Regions from separate parts of the Homo sapiens genome. Here region 1 is linked to region 2. The links are chromatin contacts, found by Hi-C or POLR2A ChIA-PET in ENCODE. All regions are on one chromosome and are shown on one strand. Each heading gives the region's core, a stretch centred on a gene start or an enhancer-like site at or near the end of the contact. The rest is flanking DNA. Distances are from core to core; before and after follow the strand shown. Region 1 holds the start of ASGR2 (asialoglycoprotein receptor 2). Region 2 holds the start of SLC16A13 (solute carrier family 16 member 13).

Evidence for each region. A loop is a pair of places that touch in the nucleus more often than their neighbours do. ChIA-PET counts read pairs that join two places held with the same protein, here RNA polymerase II (POLR2A). Pooled maps may share reads with other maps.
Region 1: a map of G401 shows a loop between it and region 2 (4-fold over the local background). The contact joins the promoter of ASGR2 here to the promoter of SLC16A13 in region 2. A Hi-C loop is called at or near these places in 1 of 168 maps with a recorded cell type or tissue (G401) and 2 of 50 pooled maps. POLR2A ChIA-PET finds 5 or more read pairs at or near these places in 6 of 52 experiments (Caco-2, HEK293, HepG2 and 3 more).

The regions. Positions count from the first base shown.
Region 1 is chr17:7,113,562-7,116,348 of GRCh38, forward strand. ASGR2 (asialoglycoprotein receptor 2) reads right to left here and starts at 1,261. Exons shown (of 9, transcript NM_001201352.2): 1 at 1,054-1,261; 2 at 556-749. The coding sequence starts at 679. RefSeq lists an enhancer at 1,413-2,199.
Region 2 is chr17:7,034,389-7,037,472 of GRCh38, forward strand. SLC16A13 (solute carrier family 16 member 13) reads left to right here and starts at 1,627. Exons shown (of 4, transcript NM_201566.3): 1 at 1,627-2,193; 2 at 2,339-2,482. The coding sequence starts at 1,995. RefSeq lists enhancers at 1,066-1,566, 1,175-1,224, 1,955-2,194.

The DNA.
Region 1 (2,787 bases), core at 11-2,510, 79 kb after region 2:
ATACACACAACATACACACACTCACATACACAACATACACTCGCACAACATACACACATGCACAAGATACACACACAACACACAACATACACTCACACACAAGATACACACAACATATACTCACACAACATACACACACAACACACTCTCACACACAACATACCCTCTCACATACACGACATACACACACACAACATATGCACGCTCTCGCGCACATATACACACACACAACATTCACTCACACACACACACAGAGTCCCAGCTGAATCTGCATTCCTCATATGCACATACGTGCACACGCACATACGAGGCACATGTGTTCTTGGGTTGGGAGGAGAAGGGCAGGCAGTTATCTTCCAGATCTCCCCACACCTCTGGCACATGCCTTTCCTGGGGTCCTGGGGTAGACAGGAAGGTGAGGTGAGGGAACAAGCGGGGGTGTCGGGCCCTCCTCAGTCCCTGTTCACAGAGTGGGTGCGGCAGAGACCTCAAAGGGACAGAGCAATCATGAGCTGAGACAGAGGGGGAGCAAAGCCGCAGAAACTGCACACTTGCCTTTCAAAAATGGATTTCCTCTCCTGGGATTCAGCCTGCGAGTGCCTGGCCCCTCACCTTGATGGAAAGGATGGTCATTTTCCTCCGAGCTCAGCTGCTGGATATCTTGAAAGTCCTTGGCCATGATGGGGCCCGGGCTGGAGCTGGAGCTGGAGCTGGGCTGGGCTGGGCTGAGGTTGCTCTGAGGGCTGGGGCTGGGGCAGAGGTGCAGATTCACGTGGAGGTTGATGGTGGGATGGAACGCAGGGTCGGAGGGGTTCGGGGTGGTGGCCTGGGTAGGATCTGAGGTTGGCAGGGCGTTTGGGATGAGGTTTGAAATCCCGCTGGGTCCTTTCCCTTCTCAGGAGACCGCTTGGGCCTTGACCTGGCCAGGAGACCCCTCCCCACGCTCATGGACCCGACCACCCACAGCTTCCCATGGGGTCCTCCCCATCCCTGAACCAAGGCCTCCTTGTTCCCAAGCATCCTCGTCCCAGTTGCCTCCCCAGCCTCAGTTACCTGTGAAAGGTGTGGAGAGCGGACACCTGGCTCCCGCAGGCAACCCTGGCCTTGGCCAAGGAGGGGTTAAAGCCAGGAGAACTGGGGCAGGTGGAGCTCACAGGGGAGAGGAGAGTGGAGGAGGGGCTGGTCCGGGCAAGGCCTGCACTGGAGGGTCTGAGTGTCCAAGCTCTAACCTGGCACCTCCTGGCCTGGGACTTTGGACAGTAAACAGAAGAGGAAACAGAGCTGTAACTCATTTGTGGGGTGGGGGCAGGGGACGGGGCTATCTCTGTTCTTATTCCCAGAGAGGGGGGTCCCCTGGGCTGCGCTCAACTCCACACGCCACTCACCCCACTCATTGCACCATTTGGAAGGGGTGCCAGGCCAGGAGGGGCTGGGGTGCAGTTTGCCGTTTCCCTCTCTCCCTCCCCCTCTCACTTCCTGCCTCCGAATTTACCAGAACTGTGGGTGTCTCCAAATATCCCTGACCAGGATCACAGCGACCAGTTCTCTACTCTTGCCCAATCCGGCATCTGAACCACAGACCCCAGCTTCCTGTGGGCTCGGCCACCAGACTCTCAGCTCTGGCCCAACTCGCTTCACTCTCCTGGAGAGTAAAGCCTCTCAAATCCAGAAGCTTCAGCAGGAGGAGGAAGGGGCTTTGCAGAAAAACAGCTCTCCTCGCAGGAGGAATCCAACCTCAGAGAGCCCCGTCCGGCCCAGACCCTGCCCCAGCCCAGGCAACACAAACACTGTCCTCAGGCCCAGCCACTGCCCTAAATTCTCCAAGGTGTTTCTTCATTTATCACAGCACAACACCCCCACGAGGCAGGACTTCTGTTACTCCCATTTCACAGGGTTCGGAAGCGGAGCCTCGGAGAGATGAGGCAACTTGCTCTAGGTGGTGGCCCAGGTGAGTAGAGAAACTGGCAAAGCAAAATGGAGTAAAGAGGGGAAAATAACATCATAACAAAAGGTCTGGCCGGGCACGGTGGCTCACGCCTGTAATCCCAGCATTTTGGGAAGCCGACGTGGGTGGATCACCTGAGGTCAGGAGTTCGAGACCAGCCTGGCCAACATGGTGAAACTCTGTCTCTACTAAAATACAAAAATTAGCCGGGCGTGGTGGCAGGGGCCTGTAATCCCAGCTACTCAGGACGCTGAGGCAGGAGAATCGATTGAACCTGGGAGGCGGAGGTTGCATTAGCCAAGATTGCGCCATTGCACTCCAGCCTGGGCAACAAGAGAGAAACTCCATCTCAAAGAAAAAAAAAAGAAAGAAAGAAAAAGAAAAGAAAAGGTCTTCATGGTCCTACGAGGAAGACTGGCTTCCATGAAGCAAGGAACGTGGCTGACTGTCTACACTTGCGCTAACAATAGCTCGGGAAAGAAAACACAGTTTTTGTGCATGATTTTCTGACCCTCACCAAACTTGGGCGGATGGCTACGGGCAGGGTTTCTTATAAAGCTGCTCGTTTCCCCGGGTGCCGAAAAGGAATTCAAACAGAGGCCTTTTCTGTTCTTGTAACTTGCTGACCCACATGGGAAGTAGCCACCCCCCCAGTACCCTGACATTCCCACCCAGCCACCAGGCAGCAGCAGCCGCTGGGCTCTCTGACTGCAGCCCACAGCGAGAGACGAATTTCATGCTGTGATCCAGAACATACACACAAGCACCCGCACACACAGGTGCATTTGTATGTGTTACTTTCTCCTGGATCCCCAGTGCCTGCCACACAGTAGCTGCTCAAC
Region 2 (3,084 bases), core at 377-2,876:
TAATAGTAGGTACTATTATCCCCAGTTTACAGATGGGGAAACCAACTGAGAGATTCAGCATCTTGATCGAGTTAAGTAATAAAGTCAAGATTGGAACTGGGCCAGGCACGGTGGCTCACGCCTGTAATCCCAGAACTTTGGGAGGCCAAGGCTGGTGGATCACTTGAGGTCAGGAGTTCGAGACCAGCGTGGCCAACATGGTGAGACCTCGTCTCTACTAAAAATACCAAAATTAACTGGGCGTTGTGGTGGGAGCCTGTAATCCCAGAAACTCAGGAGACTGAGGCAGGAGAATCACTTGAACCCGGGAGGTGGAGGTTGCAGTGAGCCAAGATCATGCCACTGCACTCCAGCCTGGGCCACAGAGCAAGACTCCATCTCAAAATAAATAAATAAATAAATAAATAAATAAATAAATAAATAAATAAAAGACTGGAACTGTGATCTGATTCTAAAGACCCGAGTTCTTAATCACTATGTAATACAGCCACAGCAATTTCTGTATCTTTGGCATATTCCCCACCAGCCGACATTTTGACTCTTAGAAAGTATATATGTGTATTATTGATGATTACTTTTATTTCCCACATATAAAATTATTTAAGGCTCAATATGTCTTTTAAGACTACACACCTCCCTCCCTGCCTCCACTTCTTGTTTGCTGCTTTCCCCAGTAATCTGGGAGTGAACATTGAGTCCACGGTTTCAAGGTCAGGGTCCTGGGAAGTATGGCTTATAATGAAGGAACAGGAAATCCAAGCCATTGGTGTTATGGAGACTGGGAAGGACTGGGGAGTGTTTGCTAGGGGCCTGAGGACTACTTGGGTAAGAGGGGGCTGACTGCTCCAGTGGCCAGGGTCATAGTTTGTCTCTTTAGTCTACCCCACCATCAGATCAAAAAAGGTGGTTAGGAAGTGGTTGTTACTAGAGGGCAGAGGAAAAGGTTCCAGCCCCAGTGAGGAAGAGGTAGGTGGTGTTGGTGGGGCCCTGTGTGAGCTTACAGCCGCCCTTCCTCTCCTCAGTTATTTTTGGTCTCTGTGACCTGTAGGTTTCCTGTTAGTGGGAACAGAAGTGACAGGAACGAGTTCCCACTACAGAAATGAACGCCAGGAGTCCAACTCATTCCCCTTCTCTCTTCCCTTAGCCGTTGAACTTCTCAGGGATCCAGGCTTCTAGGTCTGCGTGCCTAGGGCTGCGTGTTAGTGGCTTCAGGCGCTGCGCCAAACACTTCGTTTGAGTCTCATCTCCTAACCCCTCCCCTACCCCCAACAGGGCCTTGCAATTCCTGGACCCCTCATTAAAGCAAGAGAGTCCTCTCCTCTCCAGACCCAGTTTACCCACCACTAACCCTTCCGTGTGGCTCTGGGTGCTGAAACGGGGATGACTTGGCCCGCTAGGTGAAGAGGAGACGGAAGCTTCCTGGCAGTCCCCGCGTCACGTGGGGCCCTACCTAGTCAGCCTCCTAACGCCCCTCCTTACGCATGCGCCCATTCACTGCTGGTCCCCAACAATGCCTAAATCCCGCCCTGCCCTTCTCGTTCCGCCCCTGCCCGGGAGCCCCGCGTCCTCATTGGCGAGCTCCAGGGTGGCCCGGCCCGGACACCCCAGTGATAAAATAGATCATCTACACGGAAACTGGCGCGCTCCAGGGGTGGGGCCCAAACTCAGTTCCACCCTCTGGCTCCCAGCCGAACACCGAACCGGGACCGATCCGGCCCCGGCTTGAACTAGCTCAGCTCCGAGCTCGCGGAACCACGCCCCCGGGAGACTCTGGCCCGGCCAGCGCGGGCCAGGTCTTCAGTCCTATATCGCCCCGCCTTGGGAAAAGGTGCAGGGGCCTCTCGCCGCCTCGTCGGGCCCTTCCTCTCTACCTGCCTCTCCAACCCCTCTCGGCCCCGAGCCACCCGGCAGCGGGGGTGGGTGTGCAGAGGTGCGGCGTCCAGAACCCGGCTCCTGCAGAGGCTCTGGGTGGCAGCAGCCCTGTTACCGCTTAGATGGCGCGCAGGACAGAGCCCCCCGACGGGGGCTGGGGATGGGTGGTGGTGCTCTCAGCGTTCTTCCAGTCGGCGCTTGTGTTTGGGGTGCTCCGCTCCTTTGGGGTCTTCTTCGTGGAGTTTGTGGCGGCGTTTGAGGAGCAGGCAGCGCGCGTCTCCTGGATCGCCTCCATAGGAATCGCGGTGCAGCAGTTTGGGAGTGAGTGCGGCGCCTGGATCTGGCGGACTGCGACCCTCGGAAGGGAGAGGGAATGCGGCGACTGGGAAGTGGAAGGGCGAGGGGCGGGAGATGCTGGGGGGGAGACCCCTGAGATCTTCTCGCAGCGCCCCTTCCACTTCCTCAGGCCCGGTAGGCAGTGCCCTGAGCACGAAGTTCGGGCCCAGGCCCGTGGTGATGACTGGAGGCATCTTGGCTGCGCTGGGGATGCTGCTCGCCTCTTTTGCTACTTCCTTGACCCACCTATACCTGAGTATTGGGTTGCTGTCAGGTGAGAGCCTGCACAAGGGCAGGAGAGTCAAATGCTTAGATCGTTGGATGTTCACCTCCTTCCTGCTCCTTCCAAAGGGTTCGGGGAGAAGCTGAGGGAAAGTTTAGCTAGCACCTGTACCCAGAAGGGAATTCTTAATAGGAATGACTAAAGCGACAAACATGGTGAGGAATTAGGAAATTCAAGGATGATGAAACCTGGCCGGGCACGGTGGCTCACGCCTGTAATCCCAGCACTTTGGGAAGCCGAGGCGGGTGGATCACGAGGTCAGGAGTTTGAGACCAGCCTGGCCAACATGGTGAAACCCCGTCTCTACAAAAATACAAAAATTAGCCGGGCCTGGTGGCGCTAATCCCAGTTACTCGGGAGGCTGAGGCAGGAGAATCGCTTGAACCCGGGAGGCGGAGGTTGCAGTGAGCCAAGATCGCACCACTGCACTCCAGCCTGGGCGACAGAGCAAGATTCTGTCTCAAAAAAAAAAAAAAAAAAGATGAAACCAAGTATACAAGCCCAGAAGCCCAGGGCTAATGGGACTGGAGTGTAAAAGGAAGAATTACTATAAAATGGTGCTAGGGGCCAGGCACGGTGGCTCACGCCTGTAA